Regions from separate parts of the Mus musculus genome. Here all the other regions are linked to region 1. A link is a loop called in an ENCODE intact Hi-C map of the cell type or tissue named here. Cell type or tissue: left cerebral cortex. All regions are shown on one strand.

Region 1 (8,000 bases):
TAATGCAACTTCATATAAAAACCTAAGCTGCAAATAAAAATTGGTCCTATGAAAAATAAACTGGACACACTCCAGATGGTTATGTTGGGATACCTAATATCCATAATGGCAGCCTTTACATTTTCTCAAGAGCACAGCTGGTGTGCAAGAAAAGACAGGTCTGAGCTACTGCAATGACAGAATGTCCCTGGGAATTTGATCGGTATGGTTACTGCAGTAAGGTCGTGGGAGGAAGTGCCTTTGCTCTCCAAGCTGCACGCTTCATGTCCTATAGACACTACAAATAGTCTGTCCCAAGTGCAGTCACTGTATTAAAAAGTAAAACACTGCAACTCTCAATAGCTCATCAACAGAGGAGGTATTAATTAGTTAAATAAACCAGGCACTACACAGAAGAGAATGGAAGCAGACCAAACACCTCGTGTTGGTAGGGAGGGGTGAGAAAGGTGTGACGTACAGAGGCATGCACTTTTTCCTCCCAACCATGCGCTACAAAAGGAAGACTAGATGAGCCAAGGAAATGCTCCAAAGTGCTGAAAAGACACTGATCGAGTTAGAGACTGTACACCGGCACCTTGCTTACTATTAACCTATTTTAGTAATCAGTAATCCACTAACTGCTAAGACGAAGTGATGCCCAACTTGGCATGCCCCCTTCCCCCAGTTTCAAGATATCATGCAAATCATTATTGTGCTGCAATTATGATGCCAGATAAAGGTTGGTTACAGACCTCTTCAGGTATAAAGCGAGTTCATATGTTTTCTTGTTAATTGTGCCTGCGTGGACACCTTCCTTTCCCATGACTATAACCAATGCTGGAGTACACAAGGAAACAAAACAAAAATGAACACAATTATTTAAGGGGAAGGGGCAGAAAGAAAGACACCTTTCCCCACCAACAGAGGGATACAAAGGAGACTTAAGCTTACAGCTAGGAAAATTTAAGAGCAATTTTCCCCTAATACTTAACAGTCTGCCTAGCAGCTAGAACCCAGAGTCTCTCAAGTATTTTGCCATTGAGTATGCCTTCTTATTCAATCCGCCTCCATGGACCCCTTCTTTTCCCATTACAAAGACCAAGACTGAAAGAAAAAGGAGAAAAGTGTTTCAAAAGGAGTGTTAATCAAGAAATCACGTAAGTTTAAGCAGATAGATTAATAAATTAACATTAAGTTAGTTTCCATGAACTGTTAAACACTGAAATCCATTATGTCTCCAGAATGGAGAGCCTTCAGGCTAGTAAATAAACTAAAAACAGCACACTACTGGATGCATGTAGGAAACCCCACTGTACAGCAGCTAATTTCCATAAAGGGATCTTTATGAGAGCTAGGAGGAAAGTGACAGTTTACCTTGCATCCTAGGAGAAACAGTCTGGCTGATATCATGCTATTCATCTCCTACAACATACTTTAAAAACTTTCATATTTTTCATTTACAAACTCTCCCCAAATGTAACATGCATGATAAATACAAGCTATTGTCCTATACGTGTGACTATAAATGAGAGACATGTCTATTACTTCCAGAGGAAAATGAAAACCAAATTTAAGCAGAAATGTTACTGCCAGTCACAAAACTCTACACTAGTGATATCTGTCTTATACAGATACTTCCCTTTGCTAATTCTTTCCAGTCTAAAAAAAATAAAAAAAACCACAAAACCTGTTTACTACTTCTAGCACCTAATTTGTGAACTGAACTATATGTACAGGTGTGTTTCAAATATACTTATTGCCACTAGGTGTCAGCAGTGTTCTATGGTTAAAAAAAAAGTTTCAATTCATTTGGCTTCAAATGTTGATTTTTTTTTAAAAGATGCATATTTGTGTTTTTGTCATGCATATATACATACTGCATGTGTGACTGGTGTCCTTGGAGTCCAGAAGAGGGCATTGGAGCCCCCAGGACTGTAGCTACACAGCTGTAAGCTGCTGCAGGGTGGGTGCTGGGAACAGAACCTCAGTCATGGCTATTATGCACTAAGACATTTTTCCAGCCCTTCAGCAGATGCATGTTTTTTTCAACCCTAGCATCTTACGTATCTAGAAGCAGCAAAAACTTAAGATTTGTCTGTTTTAAAGTTATCTTGTTTTGTGTGATTTGTTTCTGAAACAAACCACACCTCAGACACCCACAGCATTAAATGATAGCTCACTGTAGGCTCTTGTGATTTCACACTATAGAACTGTTCTAGGTGCTAACTTTGCCAAATGAGGCAGTTATACAGGTTAGTACATGTATGTATTTGTGTGTCGGTGAGATGTCAGAGTAAACATCAATGTCAAAGGTTCTCTATGGAATATGACAGTTCCTTATGCCATATTGAAACCAGAACTTTTATTATCAAGTCTGGAAACTGGTACCAGAGTTTGTGGGCCAAGTTCTTAAACTGCGAGTAGTTTCCTACTTTTCAAACTGATATCTCGTTCTTTGGAAGTATTTCAGCAAATGGAACATGTACTCTAAAACTTTGGCCTATCCCTCTTCTTCAGAAATGTTCCTGGCAAAAAATAAAACAATGTGATCTTTTTTTCCTTCCTTTCTTTTCTTTTCTAATGATGAGCAGAGAATTGATTTCAAATCTCAGCAAACATCAAAGGAAAGATCTCCAAGTAAAGACTAATTAGACACAAAGATAACTAAGTGACTGGCACAGACTAACAACCATCTATCCCACAGCATCGTAACGCGTTGGACTGAGGCACCTTTTCATTTTTAGGTTTACCAAAGCTGTCATAATTTAGAGTAGTCAGATGAGGCTGCATATGCACCACTCTAAAGTAGACAGGCTGAAAGCAGTGCCACCTTTCAGTGCTGAGCAGTTCACAAAAACCACCTTAATAGCCATTATGAACCAATTTTCAATTTAAACCATTAAAGAAACCCTAGTTGTAATATGACATGCAACTTTTAAGGAGAAAAAAAAAAGCCTACTCACCTCTCCCGGCCCTGCCAACAGCAACGTTGTATGTTGGCTCCCCACCTTGACTCTTTGTCCGGATGTCCATTGTGCAGTCACCATCAACGTATAGGCTATCTCTGATCACAGAACACTTCTTTGCTCCAAGAGTCAAACCGTTGGTAAAGAAACCTTCCCGGTCTTTTCCTACAATCATATCTATTTCTACTGGCTGGCCACCCAAAACAAAGAAGAAAAAAATTACAGTTAATCAGAATCTGATACAACAAACTGTGTGCTACCGTAGAATCAAGATAGCTGTTTTTATTATTACCTATTCCTTCGTGGTTACATGATTTACACATTAGTTTGCTTTTGCAGCGAACAGTGAGGCCTGCTAACTAAAAGCCAGTGTGTATCAACCATACAGAGAGTTTCCCTAAATAGTTGGCAGTTGACACTAGGTGCAAACTGAAAACGAGTTATTTATAAACTATCTCAAGTCAGGTGCTACTTGAGGTGCTTATGTAATTGTAAAGATTCAGGTATAAGCTCTTGTATACAACAGCTTGACTATCATATTTTGCCACATTAGTCATGTTGCATCAAATTTAAAGTTGGGTAAAGTCGATCCAGATGGGCCTGCTTACATCTCTGTTTCAAGCAGCTTGAAATGTCCCTGGTAGTATGAACCTCAGTTACCACAGACTGTGGGACATCTCCAAATTCATATTTCCCTCCTACTTTTCTAGCCACCACTCTTTTCTCTCCAACTTGCCTTGCCCTTCCATTCAATAACCTGCTTTCCTTCTGGACAAATGCAGAGTGATTCTGTCTACAGCACTGCGGTAGCAACAGCAAAATCAGAGAGAAAATGGAGGGGCATTGGTAAAGAAAGTGAGGTAGCCACCAGAACCGGAAAAGAGAATCTGTTCATTCTAACGTTCCATGAATAAGAAGGAAGGCGTCGCCCCCATCAGAACTGCAGAGTCATAGCAGGCCCCAGCCATTTCCAAGCATACTCCCGCAATATTCTTAAGCCAGACAGCGGGAACTCACACACAAAGACAAGACTGCAGAAAAAAAAGTTAATCACCAAATGTCAATTCGCTATAGGAACTGTGGCCTCCCACATGGGGACAGGAGATCTTAAAGCACTCCTGTCACAGACTGAATCCACACTAATTTGTTAAACCACATTAAGTAGTAAAATGCTGAGCACCTGTGATATGGGACTTGAATTCTGTTATGTGGTAGGGGAGGGAGTGGGAGTGGGGAGCAAAGAAATTAAGAGAATGGTCCTGTACTTGATACTGGTGTCAAAATCTTAAAGAGCATTGCATAGAAACAAGCATAACAATAAGCAGTGTTGGAGACTGGTTGACGAATATTCTCCAAATGTGTGGCAACCCAGTCAAAAGCCATCAAGTCACATGAAAAGGAGGCACCGTGAAGCATAAATCGGTATTAGTTCTTTTACTACCATCACTAAAGAGGGAGTGACTTGGAGAAGTGTTATCCCCCTCCAGCGACTCCCCAGATTTTTTTAAATCACCCTTAAACCATCCCCTTTTTAGAGCTATGTTGCGTAACTGGGGATAACAGTATATCGATGAATCTCTATAGGTGGAGAAGAGAAATCAATGGCAGTTCGCCATCTTGGAGGAAAAAAAAAAAAAACTATAGAACCACAAGCTGAAGTAGATTCACCATTCCACCTACGTGGTCCGCGTACCTTTCTCTCCAGCCTAGGCGGCCTGGACACCCGCAAGCCTACGCAAAGTCACTCCATTAATTCCCGGGATCCGGCCACTGCCGCCTCCCACATTCCGCGCTCACAACCGAACCAGATCCAGGGCCAGCCTGCCGCCCAGATTCCCCCCGCCCACACCCGGGGACCCGCACTGCAGCCCGCAGGGCTCCCCGAACGCCGAGGGCCTCCCGGGGAGGCGTCCCCTCCTCCACCCTGGCAGCCGCAAGCCGGGGCGCCGCCGGGGCGAAGAGTCCGGCCGCCCCGCCCCCGCGCGGCCTCGGGCAGCATCCCCAGGCTCAGCTGCCCGCAACCGGGCTCCGGCTGCATCCCCTTCCTCGCGGGCGGGCGAGGAAGCCGGCGGTACCCTTCCCTTCAGCCCTAGCCGCATCCCTTCCTCGCGGGCGGGCGTCCCCTTCTCAGAGGCCCGCCGCACACCTGCCGGCTTGGCGCCCCCGGGCCTCACCGTGATGCTCTGGAAGACGCCCCCGGCCGTGGCTGCCCAGACGTATTTGGCGTCGCAGTAGCCGACAATGGCGGCCTCCTGGCAGCAGCCATCGCACATCAGGTTATCCACGTAGCTCTGCCAACCGGCCATCTTCGAGCCCTTCGCACTGCAGCGGGGACGGCAGGAGCAGAGGCGCAGCAGCGGCAGCGGCGGCGGCGGCGGCGGCGGCGGTGGAGGCGGGGCGGGGGCGGGGAGGAGGCGGCTCTGCGCAGGCACCGACCGCCCCTCTCCGGGGAACTGCGGCGGGCGGTGACAGGACCCGCAGCGGGGAGCGCCGGGCGGCCGCGGCCGCGGGGCTCAGGAGCCGGCGGCGGAGCGACGCTGGCAGCGGGGCTGGTGACGGCCGTCTCACACCGCCGCAGCTCCCTCGGCTCTCCGCGGCCGGCGGGATGTGCGCGCGCGTGCGTGCGATCCTTCCGCAGCGCAGCCGGCGAGGGTCCCCGGGAGGGCGGGGGAGCCGAGGCGGGGGCGCGGAGGGATACCGCCGGGGACAATCACGGCCCACACGTGCGGGAGGCGAGTGGGCGTGCGGCTGGGGCGCGGCGGCGGAGGCCTCACCACCGGCTAGGAGGCGAAGCAGCTTGAGTGGGCGCCGTGGGGTGCCGGAGCTCTGGGCGCCCAGCGGCCACGCTCACCTCTCAAGCGCCCGCTCGGGGACGCGGTATTGACAGCATCGGTGTCGGGTGGCAGGGTTGCCCTGGTGACGGGATGCGGAGGGTTTACCCTTTGTAGTGGGAGCGGCCAGTGCGGATGGCCCACACTTGGGGAGGTGTCTCTTAGAAGACCTTGGCCAGCTGCGCCTGCACGCTCCTGAAATCAGAGCAGCTCTATGCTCTTTGTTGCCTCCTTTGAGTACAAGGAACTTCAGGTTCAGTGGAGCTTTTGCCCTGAACCCAGTGCTGCTCATCATGAGTGTGGCTCAGTCGTCCAGAAATTCTAAACAAAACAGACCCTATGTGCACCTGGTAACTGCAAAAGTTAGTGTGCGTTAAATACATCCATGAAATACAAAGAATAATCAAGCTAGAAAAGGAGTCATTGAACTAGACCAGTGGTTCTCAAACTTCCTAATGTGACCCCGTGATACAGTTACTCATGCTGTGCTGACCCCCAACCTTAAATTATTTTGTTTCTATTTCATAACTGACATTCTGTTAGTTATGAATCATACTGTAAATATCTGATGTGGAGGATATCTGATATGTGACCCCAAAGGGTTTGAGGCCCACAGGTTGAGACCCACTGTACTAGATGGTGAAAATAGTTCAGAATCTAGATCTGAGGAAGACTTGTATAAGACAGGGTGGGAAGTGGTTTAAGGGTCTCTGAACATTCACCTACATCTTTATTAATTTTATGTGCTGGGTCTAGACCCAGCATCAGATGTTCCCCAGTGATGACTAGTTTAAATGGATGACAAACTTGACCTGCCTATTAAGGGAAAGAAAGCTCCAATAGATTGCAAGCTGTTGTCAATTTTAAAGTTGTGGGGTACACTGACAATTTTATAATAGCATCACTGAACTTTTGCTTATTTATTTATTGGACTTTAAAAAATAAAACTAATGTCCTAGTGTTCTGATCGCTGTGAAGAGACACCATGACCACAGCAACTCTTTTTTTTTCCATTTTTATTAGGTATTTACCTCATTTACATTTCCAATGCTATACCAAAAGTCCCCCATACCCACCCACCCCCCACTCCCCTACCCACCCACTCCCCCTTTTTGGCCCTGGCGTTCCCCTGTAGACCACAGCAACTCTTACAAAGAAAAAAAAATTAAAAGGGACTGGCTTACAGTTTTAGAGGTTTAGTCCATTATCATCATGCTTGGGAGTATACAAGCTGACATGATACAGAGGCATCGCTGAGAGTTCCACATCTAGATCCCAAAGCAACAAGAAGAGTCCTGGTCCTGAATTTGAACTTTTGAAACCTCAAACCCCACCCACAATGACATACTTCCTCCAACAAGGCCACACCTCCCAATCCTTCCTGTGTAGTGTCATTGATGACTAAGCATTCAAATGTATGAGCCTTTGGGGACCATTCTCATTCAAACTACCACAGGTAGGACTAAGACCATGGAAACTAGAGGAGGGCCAACAACAGAGTAGTCAGCTGTCAAGTTGGGACAGTATTTGTCCTCCTGTTTGGAAGATAGAGAATTCTGCTCCTTATACAGGAATCTGTCCACTTCTGCCTTTGTGTCCTCATCTGATTTAATCTCCCTTACTCTTTCCTATTTATCATTCTGCCTGTTTGTCACAATCATTTTAATTCTTAACTTTTATTATCACCTTAAAAAAATAAAGATGGGGTGGAGAAATGGTTCAGTAGTTGGGACTGGGTGCTCTTCTACCAGGTCCCGGGTTCAGTTCTCAGCATCTATATGGCAGCTCACAACTGTCTGTAACTCCAGTTCCAGGGGATCCATAGCACCAAGTATGCAGGTGGTATACATATATATGCATGCAGGCAAAATACCAAGATGCATAAAATATTTTTTTTAATTAAAGATGGGGCAGGGGGTGTAGTGTCACATATCTTTAATCCCAGCACTAGGAAGGCAGGCTCAAAAGGAACTCTTCAATTTGAGGTCATGTCTTAGTCAGGGTTTCTATTCCTGCACAAACATCATGACCAAGAAGCAAGTTGGGAAGGAAAGGATTTATTCAGCTTACACTTCCACACTGCTGTTCATCACCAAGGAAGTCAGGACTGGAACTCAAGCAGGTCAGGAAGCAGGAGCTGATGCAGAAGCCATGAAGGGATGGATGTTTCTTACTGGCTTGCTTCCCCTGGCTTGCTCAGCTTGCTTTCTTATAGAACCCAAGA
Region 2 (8,000 bases), 150 kb after region 1:
TCTTCAATGCTATAAAATGCACTTATAATTCAATGCTAACAATAAAGAACAGAAGGGTAATTTATCCTCAGTGAAAATTCTACCCATTTTCTTTATATTCTTTGTCCAAATAGGTGTGAAGTAAAAGTTCAGTGTGGGTTTGATTTGCATTTGTTTTATGATATACAATGTTTAATATTTTTAATATGTTAGCCATATGCATGTTCTGCTTGTGAAAATGTTTACTTAAGTGTTTTTGTCCATTATGAGGTATCTGAATTTTTATTGTTGCTGGGTTATATTAGCTCTTAAAATTTTTGGTTAGTCCCTCATCAGATATATGATTTATATATATATTTCCTTCCATTCTGAAGATAACTGGTGGTGTGCGTGTGTGTGTGTGTGTGTGTGTGTGTGTGTGTGTGTGTGTGTGTGAGTGAATGGCTACATGTGTGCCTCTGTGTGTGTGTGTGATGGAGAGAGAGGTGAGAGTGTGGAGGTCAGAGTTTTGGAGTTGTTTCTCTCCTTCCACCTTGAGACAAGGTCTCTCTTCTTTCTGCCGTGCTGCATACTTCAGGCTAGGTGGCCCATGAGCTCTTGGCAATTCTCACCTTTGCCTCTCATCTAACAGCATGAGTGCTAAGACTGTAAATCTGCACCACTGCCTCTGGCTTTTTGATATGGATTCCAGGGCTCAAACTCAGGTCATTAGGTTGTGTAGGAAGCACTTTTACCAGCTGGGCCATTTTGCTGACCTAGTATTTTATGATATGCAAATTTGGCTTCAAGGTTACTCATAGTTATTGTGCAGATATGCAGCTAATTTTGTATATTGCAGTTTTGATGAATTGGCTAGCTAGTTCTAACACCCTTTTTGAGGAATTTTTAGGATCCATATAGACATAATCTTTGCTTAGGAACAGTTCTTCCTCTACAATTTGGATTGCTCTTTTGATTTTGTTTTTCTTGACTAACTGCCCTTACTTTAATTCTCTTCATTTTCAGGATTAGGAAATTAATGCTTAGAGATGATAATTAGCTTGTGTGAGGTAACATAGCTAGGTGGTACAAAACCTCAAGGCTCTGAACTGTAGAGTCAAGGATGGAGTCAAAATATTGTGGAGGATTTTAACAGGTTGGGATGGAAAAGTTATGGAACGCTGGGCAAGTAGATTTTGACTGTTTTAATGTGGCCCTCTATATCTTTTGGAGAGTACTACACACTAAATCACTAAATGCAAACATGTTTAAAGCAAAGACTAAGGGGAATATAACTTCATCTTAAAACAATACTAATTCAGAAGACAACATTTGCTTTAAGATCAGTTAGAATAGCAGCATTAATTGGAATGAGTTGGTGCCAATGATTGACAGGTTATAAAATCTGCCTTTGTCAATATTTTCCTGAAGCTGTTTGTTCTTACACTTATCTCTCACCACCACCCCTCTGTTTTTTTAGTTTCTCTCTTTCCCTCTCTCCAATCCTCTACACAGCTTCAGACTTTTAAAGTTGAACCAGACCTTAGGAGAAAGAAGAAAACAAAAACTTCCTCCTCTCTCACATTCTCCTTTCTCTTACTCTGCCCCACCTCTTCTCCCTCTTCCCTTCTTCCCCTCCTTCCTTTCTTGCCTACTATTCAAGTAAAGCTCCTTTCCCAATCTGTTGGTGGTCTTTTTGTCTTATTGACGGTGTCTTTTGCCTTGCAGAAGCTTTGCAGTTTCATGAGGTCCCATTTCTCAATTCTCGATCTGACAGTGCAAGCCATTGCTGTTCTATTCAGGAATTCTTCCCCTGTGCCCATATCTTCGAGGCTTTTCCCCACTCTCTCCTCTATAAATTTCAGTGTCTCTGGTTTTATGTGAAGTTCCTTGATCCACTTAGATTTGACCTTAGTACAAGGAGATAGGAATGGATTGATTCGCATTCTTCTACATGATAACAACCAGTTGTGCCAGCACCATTTGTTGAAAATGCTGTCTTTCTTCCACTGGATGGTTTTAGCTCCCTTGTCGAAGATCAAGTGACCATAGGTATTTGGGTTCATTTCTGGATCTTCAATTCTATTCCATTGGTCTACTTGTCTGTCACTATACCAGTACCATGCAGTTTTTATCACAATTGCTCTGTAGTAAAGCAAGCTGCACAGTAGCTGTCCATAAGTCTCATTCAAAAGAGTGATGATTTCCTCTTCAATCTCACTCCATCTTCTCAGATGACTAGATCACATTTTAAACAGGATTGATCTCTACATAGGCACCTATTATATAATTTTTGTTATTTAAAAAAATCAGTCAAAAAGGAATGGTACCTTGTCATGCCCAAGAGTCTATAATTGCATTTACTTCACTCTGTAACTTAAGCAAATTTATGTCATGAAAAGGCTGCTGTGGACTCAGCTAATACTCTCAGATACTTTTTTTTCTTAATAACTGAAACTTCATGGTAGCATAGAACATGCCAGCTACCAGAAAACACATATTAGCATCTTACTACCAAAGTCATTTAAAACCTGTTTCCCAAGGTTCTTATTTTATATACATACCAAAGGAGTCAACAGGAACAAAACAGTTTCCTAACATGACTCAAATTTTTTCACAGTTCAGTCATTGATGGGTGACTTTAAAAAAAAGAAAAAAGAAAAGAAAAGAAAGAAAGAAAGGAAAAAAGAGCCTATACTTTCCCAGGCTTTATCTCTCTTTCTCTACCTCCCTTTCAAGGTGAGCAACCCTTGCTAAGGGTTGTACTATTACTGTCACCAACTTAAACTATTTACAAATGAAATCTTTAAATGTTAGATACAATGCTAAACATTTCTTCTGAAACACCTGCCACATATACAGCATTCAGCTCTGTGCACTGTCTCTTGGTTCTGTTGATGAGGAAGCTGAGAGGAGCTATGGACCTTCTGTCTCGTCAGAAGGTTGGAACGAGTGAGTGATGAGCTGGAGTCTGGACAGCTCTCTCTCTCTCTCTCTCTCTCTCTCTCTCTCTCTCTCTCTCTCTCTCTCTCTGCTGTGAGTGACCTGAAACCTGAATTCCCATATGATATCTCAGGGTGGGGGTGTGCTTTCCTTCTCAGCTCTGCTGTTTGGGAGTCATTGGTTTTGAAATAAGAACAACCCCTGATGGCCATATGGAGATTAGCGATTCTGCCTACATTAAATTAACCTTATTGATGGATTTCCTGCCAAGCTCAGTTTCATTTATTATGCATGTTCCTTTTGGTGGGTGGAAGAAAAAAAAAGTGTGAAAAGTATCCTCTAAATAAAGCAGTGTATAAGTCAGTCTTATAATTTTTTTAAGCTTATTTTTATTTGCCAAGTTTTTCTGTGTGTCTTTGGGGCAGGGAAATGTGTTTATTAAATAAAGTGAAAAGCGATATCTTGAAACAAGGATGTTTTGGTAGTACACAACTAGCAGTGAGTCTTTCTTTTTTTTCATTCATCATTGTCATCTGGGAACATTCCCAAACAGCAGCCAGGGTGGAGTGGTGTCAAGATGGCTGAGCTGAGTCATGGTGTTCTTTTCAGCTTCCAGAAACTTCAGCTGAAACACACATCGTGCTTCCTGGGAACATCACTGAGGAATGTAAGTGGGTTGTGCTAGTTAGCTCTAAGACATACCTTGAAGTTTCAAGCAAGGAGAGGAGTCCCTTCATGTGATAACCTTCTCATCTTGGGCTACCGATATGAATCAAGGCTAAGGTGATCACACAGTATAGACTGTCTGAGATAGCCTCAGCTTTTATATAACACTGAACATAAATAATTGAGTCACAGGTGACTGTTTTATGTAAACTATGCTGGAGCTGAGAAGATGGGGAAGGTTTTCCAAAACAGTTTGCAGCTTTGAAATTTCTTTAAATAGCTTGAAGCTCCAGAACTATCTTTTCAAACTGTGAAAAATAATGACCCAGATTGATCATCAGTTATGTACGTGGGTTTATTTATAGAATTTGTTAGTCTACATGTTTCTTTCTATAACAAATATTTTAATACACCTTTTGCTATCCTAAAATAAACTTTTGTCATATATCATGAAATAAATACCCAGGGATGTTAAGAACACTGCTGCTCTTTCAAACTCCCCGAGTGATTCCCAGCATCCACTTGGTGGCTCACAACTGTCAGAAATCTAGTTCCAGGAGAGTCAAACCCCCTTCTGTCCTCCACAGGCATCAGGCATGAAATGAGTGCATGAAGGTAAAAATATCCACACATATTAAATAAATAAGCATTCTGCCCTATGAAGAGAGCTAAAAGGAAGTCCGTTCTCAATAGATGTGAATATCACTTGGCAAACACTAGACAAGACTAGTGTTGAAGATATTGTTCTAAAGTACCTTCTAAAGCTTGACCCCCATCTAGATGGGAAGATGCACATTCATATTTTAATTACTTATGATGGGCAACCTGAAAGGATGACATAAACCCCTTTTGTCTTTATTTAAGGACCAGGCCTGATTTAGAAAAGAAGGCTACAGGCACTGGCTTCAGGAACAGATCATAATCCAGAAACAAGTTTATAAAACCTCCTCCCAAAGAACAGCCTGGGGGGGACCACAAAAACTGGGAAACACCTTATCTCAGAATGAGCCATCTCTGCAGGGCAGCCCTATCTCATCCTATGGTTAAACGTTCATGACATAGGAATGCAGACCACTGACCACCTGCGACCCCCCTAGCACCCACCAGTGAAATTTTAGATTACCTAATCCTTCTAGAAAGTTCCTCTGGTTCCCTATAAGAAGACCTGCACGCCTTTGTTTGGGGCTGCCATTTTGGAGAATGGTTAATCCCCACATGCTGGTTGTTTCTGCAGAATAAACATTTCTTGTCTTTGCATACTAACTGAGTCTGGGGTCTTCCTTCAACAATTCTTGGACCCTTACAAAGTCAAAGCCAACTTCTTCAGCAGTGAGTAGAGGGAGTCAGTTGAGCCTTTCCTACGTGGTAGAGAATGTACATGAGTACTGACGGACACTATTTTCTCATTGTTCTTTTTGCCTTCCTCAAGACAGGGTTCCTCTATGTAGCCTTGGCTGTCCTAGAACACATTCTGTAGACCAGGCTGGCCTCAAAATCATGGAGATTTTCCTGCCTCTGCCTCCTGGGTGCTGGGATTAGAGGCATATACCACTACTGCAGTCTTCTCATTGTTCTTAAATATCTACATTTAACAGAGTTGAAGAGTATTTCACATGGAATCAGAAAAGCTCAAAGACAGCATCGATAGACAGTGCAGTTTTCCCACTGCAGTATAGAGATCTTCCCTTTCATTTCATGAAATAACCATACATTGGTGATTATATGAAAAAATATACAGGGCAAATCAGACTGACTAAACTGTTGCCCTCATTACATTAAAAAGGGCTGCCTTCAGGTAGATTTTGAAATGGAAAGCAAATCTTGGTAAATTTCTGAATATATAAAGTATACTTCTTTTACAACATGCCTTGAACTTCTCTGAAATTCAATGTTTTTAAAACTATTTGAAAACAATCTATATGTATACTTAATGAATATAACTGACTTGAATGGAGATAATTGTACTTTTCTGGTTGGTAATTATGACATAATAGTTGTAAATAAGAAAACTAGAAAGTTTAAAAGATGTAGTCCCCACAGCAAACTCTCTTTCCTTTGCTTTACAAGGGGCCCATCTCCCTGTTTCCACTCAGCAAATGTCAATGGTGCTTTTCCAACCACTGTGGCAACCAAAACCGATGTCATAGTAAACAGTCCTCTTCATAGCAGAGGCGTTGTTGAAGTGTGCCCTTAGCAGATCACCTGCTCAGCCAGGCAGCAACTGTGGAGAAAGGCAGGTTGCCTTCATGGTAAGAACTAGAACAAAGAGATTCATAATCTAGAGAACTGTCTGATTCATGCCTTCTGAATGGCTCTCTTCCCGGTGCAAGTCTTCAGGTGGGTGAGAGACCAAGAAGGCCTCTCCCTGAGTATTACCCACCTGCATGCTCTTACTTTGCTTCTGTATTTTTGAAGATATTTGGCCTTCTGTTGTAGAGGGTAGGCTACCAGTAGAGGAACTCAAATAAAAAATGTCTTAGTCAAATAACCCAAAGGGACAGAATGACCCAGGAAGTGATAAGACAGTGAGTTCTTGCCAACCCAGATAGTTCCACTCTGACTCAACCCACTATTGTTAGATATCTGATTGTTTTCAAGGAAAACTAGAAATCTAAATTTATATCTAAAAATGTCAGTTTTAAAACATTAGCTCATGTGTATATGCATGTAGGAAACAGCTATACCATTTGTACATACTGTTCCTTACAGTATACCCATGAATAAACTAGTCAATACCTTAGGTACTGACTATGCTCAGCATTTGAATCAGAATGAAACCTAGGAGTTAGATTTAATTTACTCTATCATATTGATAAGGAATAGAAGCTAAGGGGAACTAGGCAAATTGTCTAGTTGCTGAATAAGAAACAGGACTCAAATCTTAATCAGGATTCTATTTCCAGACTAGAGTTTTGCCTGGTCTATGAAGACAACTCAGAACATTGTGGTCTTCATTTTTAATCACTCAAAGATAAAAAAAAAATAATTCTTTGAAAATGCAATCAACATTTAACAGTGGTAGAGAGACGGAGCCCAATGCTATTATCAGCATCCAGGGGAGGTTTTCTTTGGGGAATTCCATTTCAGGTAAAGGTGAATCCTTTACTAGGGCCACTTAAGTTTGAAGTAGAGGTAATGAGTTTATTAAGTAGAGTCAAGAAAGAGCACAGACTTCATATTTATATGCAGGGATTTAGAGAGAAGCATATCTTCGGATGTCTACATAATGACCACATATACAGTTCTATGACTTTATGACTTATATTGCTTAAAAATATAATTTACAAAGATTGAAGATTAAACAATGTTCAAAAAAAGAATTCAAGTTTATAAATTAAGTTTAAAAATACAAGGTGCTTCACTTTTCTTTTTCTTTCTTTCTTTCTTTCTTTCTTTCTTTCTTTCTTTCTTTCTTTCTTTTTTCTTTTTTCTTTTTTTTTCTTAAAATCTTCCTTTTGGGCTAGAGATTTGACTCAGTAGTGGAGTTCTCACACAACACTCATACACATACACACACATGTATATTTTTTCACTCTAATCTTTATGAGGTACATTGTTTTGAGTTAGAGATGAGAAAGACATGCTAATGCATTAAAACCCCAAAGCCACAAACATTCTGGCTGAAAATAAGCACAGTCTCCCCTCAACCCCCATGGATAGGGTTACCATGTTGCTCTGGTTGTCCTGGAACTCAGCGGATAAACCAGGCTGGTTTCACTTGCCTCTGCCGCCTATGTGCTGAGATCAAAGGCTTATTTTCCCTCTCCTGCCTCTAGTTTGTTGGTGCTACTTACATTTGAATGTGTGTGTACATGTGTGGAGTACTCTGAGTCCATAGAGGGCACGGGATTCCCTGGCATCGATGTTACAGGTGATTTTGAGCTGCCTGGTATGCACTAGGAACTGAGCCCAGGTCCTCCACAAGAGCTATAAATGATCTTAAGCTCTGAGGTATCCCCCCAGCTCCATAGTATGATTGAACATCCTGCTTTGTGAGACAGTCACTGTGTTGCAATTTCAGTTTCTAACTACCAGCTCCAGCCAGAGTTCAGGACTTCCTTCCCTTTCCAGAGCCTCTCAATGTCTCTCTTCCTAGGCTGCTTTATGAAGGAACCATGGCCACTGAAAACAATAGAAATGCACTTATTTCATTAAGGACAGTCAAGCTTTCTCAGTGCTTCTTAATCCAAGCGTCTTTCTGGACAGGGAGGAGTGCCTGGGTTTTTACAGTGTTTGCTGAAGGCGGGGTGAGCCATTTGCTGATTTGTCTGCTAGCCCTTAAAGCCAGCGTTGAAAATGACTGCGGGCCTCTTGTGAAACCATTAAAAGCTTTAATTGAAAGGCTCTCCTCTACAAGCCACAGATGAGTTTTTGATTATGCATTCCTCTTTTGACCCTAAATGCTCTGGAGCCTTGCCAAGTGTCAGGGCAAG
Region 3 (8,000 bases), 110 kb after region 1:
GCCTGGGTCCTAGAGAGAAAGGTACAATAGTGGGGCATCCCAGCCAGCCATGGGAAATTGGAAGTATGGGGCTTGCATGACAGTGACCCACAGTGGAAACTTAGCCAGCTGGGTGGAGAGATTTCAAAGCTCTGAGTCATATAGTCTCCAGGAGATGAGACCAGGCCTACCATACCCGCTAGTGCCTGCCATGCCTGCCCTCTAGGACCTGCTAGCTTAGCGTGGATTGCCTTTTTAAATATTTCCCTCTACAGTCATTGATATAGGGGAGCAGTCCATTGTAGGTGGTATCATCCCAGGGCAGGTGGTTTTGGGAGGCATAAAAAGGGTAGCAAATCATGACCCTGAGAAGCAAGTCAGTAAGCAGCATTCTTCTATGGCCTCTGCTTTAGTTCCTGCCTCCAGTTCCTGCCTTGAGTTCCTGCCCTGACTTCCCTTCATTATGTACTATAAATTGTAAGCTGAAATAAAAACTTTTCTTTCCCAAGCTATTTTTGGTTAGTATTTTATCACAGCAGTAGAAAACTTAACACACTGGTATACAGAAAGTCTGGCTAAGTCACATAGTGAGACCTGGTCTCCAGAAAACACTGGGAGATGGTTTAGTCTTTGAGAACATGAGGTCTCATCCCTGAAGCACAGAGACAGTAGTCAGCGGTCCTTCAATGAGTGAGTATGGTGGCCTGCAAGGAAAACCTGACCTTCCGAATCAGTGATGGGCTGGGTTTGTCAGGAGAGGTAGATTGACAGACAGTCCTGCTCATGGCCCTACATCTCAACAAAGCTAAGCCTGGGCCTGATGGTTTCACAGGATGAACCCTCTGCCTACAGCACGCTGGTGACATGACACGGAGTGACGAAAAAAGGAAGTCTGGGGCAGAGGAGACACACATTGTCTTCATGAGCATCTCCATGAAAGCCGGCTAATCCTTGTCAGTTTGATTGGTACAAAAAATAGTTGAGGGTCTGTGTCTTCCTTGGGGTCAAGGTTAACCTACAGACAACTTCACTTGCCTTTTATAAGCCATTAATATGAATCTCAAAAGCATAAGGAAGAACATTTCTCTAGAGAACTCAGTTACAAAGTACACACCAAAGTACACATACGATCTCTGGGCACAGAGCAGCTCTGGTAATTTCTGGCTTCACAAGTTCTGTCCCTTGTTTTTTAATAGCTTCACCCTCAAATCAACAAATTTGCAAGAACTGTTAATTGTACTGGCTATTTTTATTTTAGTTTTTTTAAAAAGTGGTATGTATGTGTGTATGCATGTGTAAGGCACATTAGTGTGTGCACACACACCATAACCTCAGAGTAGAGGTCTGAAGACAATATTTGTTTTTGGCTATTATCAATTTTGTTTGAGATACATTCTTTTTGTTGTTTTTACACTGTGTACACCAAGCTAGCTGGCTTGACATCATCCTGAGAGTCTCCCATCTCTGTCTTCTTGTATCTCAGTCTTTTTGTATGATTACAGAGACTTGTGCTACACATCTGGATTTTATGGGCACCCTGGAGAATTGAACTCTGGTCTTTTACCTGCTGAGTCATTTCCCTAGCACTCTATTTTAGTTTTATAAAGTTTTCAGATTGCTTTGGCCTGCTACCAAGATAAATATATCTACCTGTGAATGCCATGTATAAGCTGTCCTTTATTTGAACTCACACTTCCTTAGAGGACCACTCTTGAGAAAAGTCTAAGAAAGGTCACCTTCATACAGAATCAAATGATGACCATTAACAATTTAGGCAGAGATTTCTCCCTTTGAGAGAAAATCATTTGGGGCAGCTCCAAAGTGTTAATCGCAGCCATGAGGCCCCTTTTCCAGGGCCCCAATGCATCACTAACCTCTGGGGTTGCAAGAAGGGTTGTTTCCATTTTTCTAAGAATGGTAAACAATAGCAATAAAAGCCCATATCTGTGGTTAAGCTTGGATGCTACAGAGAATTATAAAGAAGGGAAGGGATTAGCTAAACTAGATGTTAGGGGAGCCCTGAGACAACTGAGAGGAGAGCCGGTGTGGTTTGCAGTAGTTTACAAAATAGGGCCTCATTTTAGGTCAGAACTACGGTAGATGGAGTGCAACCCCTATCTAAACCTTAGGTTGGGATAAACACTGAACAATCAGCAAAGTTGATTTGAATGGGAAATACTGAAATGGAACAAGATTTTCCTTGAGGGGACTAGGAAGAAATTGGAAAGTATGGTGGATTTAGCTAAGAGCATCAATAGCTAAGGGATAGGAAGGATGGCGGCTATTCTGCATCCGCATCACTGTAAGGGGTATGGATGTATTTGTGCTCAAATGCTTTCGCTAGGGAAACCAGGCATGTCAAGCACACAGGGTTGTTCCTTCGAGGGAAGGAACACAAATGCCGTTTTCCACTTAGAAGGCTGAAGCAGATGTGCTTTGTGTGTGCATCTATGTGGTAGAGATGGTTTTGTCACCGGACCCTCCTCCAGACCCTAATCATAAACTTGTCTCAGCCAATTTATAGAACCCATCTTTATGGACTTTCACAAAGAATTTTGTTGAATGTAGTCATGTTCTTCAAGGAGATTTATGTATGCTTTTTTGTGAACCTGGGATTGAGTTAATCACAATAGTTCACCAGAATAGTTTCCACAAAATTTTGCTATACCTAAATATGCCAGATAAAACTCAGTCACACTTTTAAAGTTTAAACCAATTCTAGCTACTCAGTAGCGCTGAGCTAAACTGTCTTGTTGCCTCTCAAGGCTCATCTCTCTACTACCTGTGAAGGTTGAAGAGGTTACCCCCTTCTCTCTCTCTCTCTCTCTCTCTCTCACACACACACACACACACACACACACACACACACACGCACGCACGCACGCACGCACGCACGCACTGGACATCTCAGGTTTTCTGAATATGGTGAAAGATGCCAGGGATGAGGGTTCCAGTACCCTGAACCCTATGATACATATTATGAAGCTGCCCTTACCAGTCATCTTATGTAAGATTCATGAGTTTTCAACACATATGATGCTCTTCAAAATAGACACTAGTGGCCCTGGTGTTAATTAACACCTGCTTTAATTCCTGCTTTAATCAATATTCTACTCTGTAACCATTGCCACAACTATAGTACAATGCTTAGATGTTCTTTTTACCTCTTGCTAGAAAGGACAGAGAAGCACCTTCACCATGTGTAATGTCAGCTGCAGAGAAACAACATTGGAGAGAAGCAACATTAGAAGAATTCATGATCGAGTTGTGACAGACTAGGTCGGAAATAGCAGCAGAGACAGCCACCTTAAATATAGAAATCTCTGAGGTCAGGTCAGTGTCCTCCCTGCCCTTTCAGAGCCTGGCAGGTCCTAGTGACTGTTGCAGATCCGTGCTGCCAACAACCAGCACATCAAATGGACAAGCCAGAGGCCAAGGGCACTTGTAAATTGTTCCTGATCATCTCTAAACATTTCTGGTCTTAGCAGGGAACAGCAGGTGAGTTTCTCTATAAGCCTTTTCCCTTTTCATCCTGCCCTGCTCAGAAGCTGCCAGCCTGCTGCAGTCTAGAGTCCCAGCCACAGCTATCTGATACCACACTGGGCTCCATTCCTAGCCACCAGAGCTGGCTGACAAAAATCAGATCCAAATGAGTATCACCACAGGCACTGCAAAAGCAGCCTGCTCTCGGGCTTTATATGTTCCTTGGCACTTTGCTTTTCTCTGACGTGGCTCACTCCTTGTCCTTTGTCTGAGCCTACAACTTCCAACCTCTTCAGTGAATACCAACTACAAACTAGATTCTGTGAGTGGCCTGGCCTCTAAGATGGCCAAGGCAGACTGCTGCTCCGAAGAGACTAAGGATCCAGTTAGAGAGAGCGGTGTACACAGGGGAAGGCTGACAGCTTTCCCTTCAAGCACAAGATGTTCCTGCACACTGTGCCCTCAGGGGTGCCCAGACCCAATCATCCTCAGGGTTACAAGTTCAGGGTAACAGGTGCCAAATCAGAGGTATAGTGTGAGAAGATAAAATGTGTCTTTGTAGGTGGCACAGAGGATCTCTTGGGTTTCAGGGACAAGTGTAGACAAATACTGATAAGATATTCATGGCTGGATGTGTAGGGAATACAAAAGTAGAACTTCTTTAAAGCCAGATTCATTTTATACAATCCGGATGTGGTATTAGCTCTGTTTTATTTATTTATTTTTTCTTTGCAGGGGGGGTGGGGTGGGGTAGCTAGACAAGGAGAGTAGATAAACAGAGGCCAGAGATGAACAAATGTATTACTTCAGGAACAAAACGGTCCTGACACATCCTATTCATTTTTAGCTCTTTGCTTCCTCTGAAAAGAAGTAAAACTGGGGAACTCCCTGTGTCCTCAGGAATCCTTTGTTCTTTGTACATCGCTGATCCCTCATTATCCCAGAAACTGCAAAGCTGAAACTTCTCGTAAGAAGCCAGCTGCAGCTTGGCTACAAAGTATCCTTTGGATCTTTCATCTGTAAAGAAAGTTTCCAGGGTGTGGGGGGTTGGGGGGCACGGGGGAGGGGGAGTCAGTCTTATTTGCTGGAGATTCTGGATTCAGTCTATCAAGGGACTTTCTTTCAATTAGACACCTTTCTTTTCATGTGTTTGTGTGTATGCTGTATGTGCTCATACATACATACATACATATATGTGTATATATGTGTGTGCATGTATATGTATATTTATGAGTTTGTGTGTATGCAGGGGCATGTGTGTGGAGACCAGAGATTGGAGTTAGGAAGTCACCTTGATCTTGATACTTGATACTCCTTACTCTTTGTTTTTTTGTTTTTTGAGTCAGAGTCTCTCAGTTAAACCCAGAGCTAGTTAGCTGATAGGCTCATTACATTTGGTCATTTTCTCTGAAAAAATATGCTGTGCTTGCCTTTTGAGGGTGCAATTACCAAAGTGCCGCCACACACACTCAGCTCTTCAGTGGATTCTGGGGATGCGAACTCTTGGTCCTTTTGCCTGCACAGCAAGAACTTTATGGAATTATCTCCCTGGCCCCAGACAGCATGTTTTAAGGAAGCTGTCTCTGGGTCCCCCACTGTCATTATCTTAAGGGTGAAGCCATTCTGTGTTTCCCTGTAAGGCTGAACACTTGAAAACAGATCTGTGCATATGGGAAGAGAAACCCCTAGAAGATGAGTTAGGCTAAGCTGTGGACGCAGTGGCAGAATAGACGTTATCCTCAAACACCTGGAGGTTTGAAGGAGTTTCTTGGTTTGTTTACATTGGTAATTTGAGTGTGCTTGACTCCCGGCCCTTGGTGGCCTTAAGTGTTCCCTCTGACCTTTTGAGACTTGTCATATGCTAGGTACACATATTCTAGCAAGGATTTTGGGATCCAGCAGACACACTGCCTGGTCTGGGAAAGATTCCACCACTCAGTGATCTCCTCTACAAAATAGAGATAACAACAGTGTATAAGGTATAGGCTACCATGAAGCTCAACCATGGCCATGTCCAGTGAGAGACTGGCTAATTCAGACTGGGGGCTGGAACCTTCCCTGTCTGTGCTTGCCACTTAGTAGCTATAAATGGTCTGACTTTGACTTTGCATTTGTTTAAATCACGTGGGAGAACATAACACTTGCTCACCAAGATGTTCAGAGAGATGTCTGAATATGTGGGCCTGTAGCTGTGAGTGATGGACACATGTTGTATCTGAATGATGTCATAGCTGTCCCCTGTGGTACGGAAGAACAAGGAGCGGGACTCTTCAGTGCTCAGACACACCTGTAGGATACTTCTTGAGTCTGAGTCATGAATAGTTGTTTCTGCTGCTGTCTCAGTAACAATGATCAGTGGTCAAGAAATAGCAAGCTTGATCATTCTATTTTTAGCACTCAAGTGAGACTTCCTAAAATTCCAATGACCAGTCATTTTGATACTTACAGATTCCATGGTCCCGTTGCTTTCTGAATATAACCTGAAGACCCTTCAATCTCACACTCTAGATCCTCCTGCCTGGTTCACTTGATGGCTAACTCTCGTGTCTCCTACATTTTCTACTCAGCCAGAAGATCTCAGTTACACAGGTTTAACATTGTTTCTGCTGTTCCTCTATCTGGAATACTTTCCAGCTTAGCCCAGCATAAGTGGGCTTTTGCCAACCAGCCATCCTAGCCATTGAAGTACCTTCTAACTTGGTTCAGAAAACAATGGCCCAAGTTCACGAGTTCAATAATCACATAATAGGTAAAACAAGGAAGAGAGGCTAGTTGAACCAGAAATGACTATAATAAGTTTTAAAGATGTTTGGTTTATGCCACTGTATCCACTACCCCAAATTACTACTGTTTTAATGTAAACGAGGCATTCGTTTTTATTTTTTATTAATTTCAATTATGTGTGTGTTACATGTGTACAGGTGCCCAAGGAGATGAGAAGCATTGGATCTTGCTGGAGCTAGAGTTCCAGGTGGTTCTAAACTACCTGACTTGGATGCTAGAACCAATCTAGGTTCTAACTATAACCAATCTATAAGAACACCCGAGGTTGCTCTTAACCTTTGAATCATCTCTCTAGCCCCCAAATGAAATATTTCTAATTTTATAAAAGGAAAAATTACATTATAAATCTCTTGTATACATTTTTATTCTAGTGGCATAATGTCAATGACTCTCATGTCAATAAATACTAATCTAAATATGTATAATGATAAAGCAAAATATGTTTATGTTATGTTTAGTTAATCTTCTATGGTTCACTCTTTAGCTTACCTTGATTTTTTTTTCTGTTGCGGTAAATATTAAAAATGATCCAGCATGTTCCCATTCTAGTGCCAGCACTGGCAGGGCACAACACTATGCCCCAGTGGGGTCCCACCCACTCTGTTCCACATTCCAGTAACCAAATTGAACTGCCAACCTCAGTTAGATATTACCCCAGTAAAATCAAAACCAATTAGATTTATGTATCAATAAATCCTCAATTTATAAGATGCCAATAAAATAATTTCAGAGCCAATTGATAAAGATAAAAGCTTTGTCCCAATTATTCTAGCCTTATGATATCATAACAACCTGTAGCTGCTTAAAACCAGCTGGTTCATGTCCACCTCCATTCTCCTTCTCCCTTATCCCCCTGAGACACTGTCTCTCCCCCTTTGCTCCGCCTCCCCTTTCCCTGCCCAATCACAGGCCTCCTCTACATTAACGTAATTGGACAGGGAAAATGCTGCGACATTTTGTAAACAACATAATGAACCTCAAATTGTCTTCTTGAAAGAAATTTCTCAATAGTGACAGAAGTCTTATGTTTGTGCTTGGACTATTGTATTGACTTTTATAGATATCATTTCAGGTGTTCATTGAAAAGAGAAAAACAGGAGTATACACAGAGGTAAAATTAACACACAATTCCATCTGTCAGAGGTAAGGGTGGCCCAGTCTTGATGAACTCCAGCCCTGAGTCAGCAGAAAACTTACTACATTTTCTTCCATTTTCCCATGTGTCCAGATGTTTGAGATTTGTCTAGATACACCCACTGGCATTTTCACATTTTCACAATTTTCTTTCATGGCTCATATTTTTGACATTTCAGGAAAAAATGAGATATTCAGACAGAAACAGGAAAAGGGATGGCGGATGACTGCTGCATTACTGCTCAGCACCGCTGTGACTTGGCAGTTGCTGTCGCAGTCAACAGAACACAATCACAAAACTTCACCCTGTCACACCAACGCCCATATTCTCAACTCTCATGCTGCAGATCCAGTTCTCAGGCTCCCCAGATTCTGTGGACTGAGGTTTTATGAGCACTGACTTTATGCGCTTTATCTTACACATTGGAAGTCACCTCTCTAATCAGAACTTCTCTTCCTCGTGTAAGAGAATTTGTCCAGTGTTAGTGAACCATTCCTGAAAACCCAGGGTATAAAGGAGACTCAGTCCTAGATCTTCAATAGTCAGCCGCTTGGGACAGAGACCAAAAAAGGATCCTGATGCATCTATAAGCAGGACTTAAAAACAGAAAAGCCCAGGC

The links. Hi-C counts contacts between places; a loop is a spot of excess contacts. Peaks named below come from ENCODE experiments on the same cell type or tissue, not always from the same donor. Only the 100,000 strongest peaks of a DNase experiment are listed, where the experiment ranks them.
Region 2: it touches region 1 in a loop (9-fold over the local background); 3 of 42 quality-filtered maps call a loop at or near these places.
Region 3: a loop joins it to region 1, with 2.7 times the contacts of the local background. A loop is called at or near these places in 3 of 42 quality-filtered maps.

Annotation. Positions count from the first base shown.
Region 1 is chr3:57,842,232-57,850,231 of GRCm38, forward strand. Pfn2 (profilin 2) reads right to left here and starts at 5,526. Exons shown (of 3, transcript NM_019410.3): 1 at 5,120-5,526; 2 at 2,943-3,135; 3 at 1-1,083. The coding sequence starts at 5,251. The coding sequence ends at 986. In left cerebral cortex, CTCF peaks have their summits at 1,741 (motif pointing right) and 3,917; DNase peaks (open chromatin) are centred at 257, 509, 1,832, 2,774 and 6 more places; H3K4me3 peaks cover 4,374 bases; H3K27ac peaks cover 3,444 bases.
Region 2 is chr3:57,995,421-58,003,420 of GRCm38, forward strand. All of the region lies in intron 2 of Gm40055 (a long non-coding RNA gene), which reads right to left. Among named protein-coding and RNA genes, the nearest start is that of Gm40055, 32 kb to the right of the region's middle. In left cerebral cortex, no CTCF peak of the experiment used is centred here; DNase peaks (open chromatin) are centred at 3,203, 3,486 and 4,109; H3K27ac peaks cover 655 bases.
Region 3 is chr3:57,947,305-57,955,304 of GRCm38, forward strand. Gm32753 (a long non-coding RNA gene) reads left to right here and starts at 2,974. Exons shown (of 4, transcript XR_867305.3): 1 at 2,974-3,477. In left cerebral cortex, no CTCF peak of the experiment used is centred here; DNase peaks (open chromatin) are centred at 3,665 and 4,361; H3K27ac peaks cover 228 bases.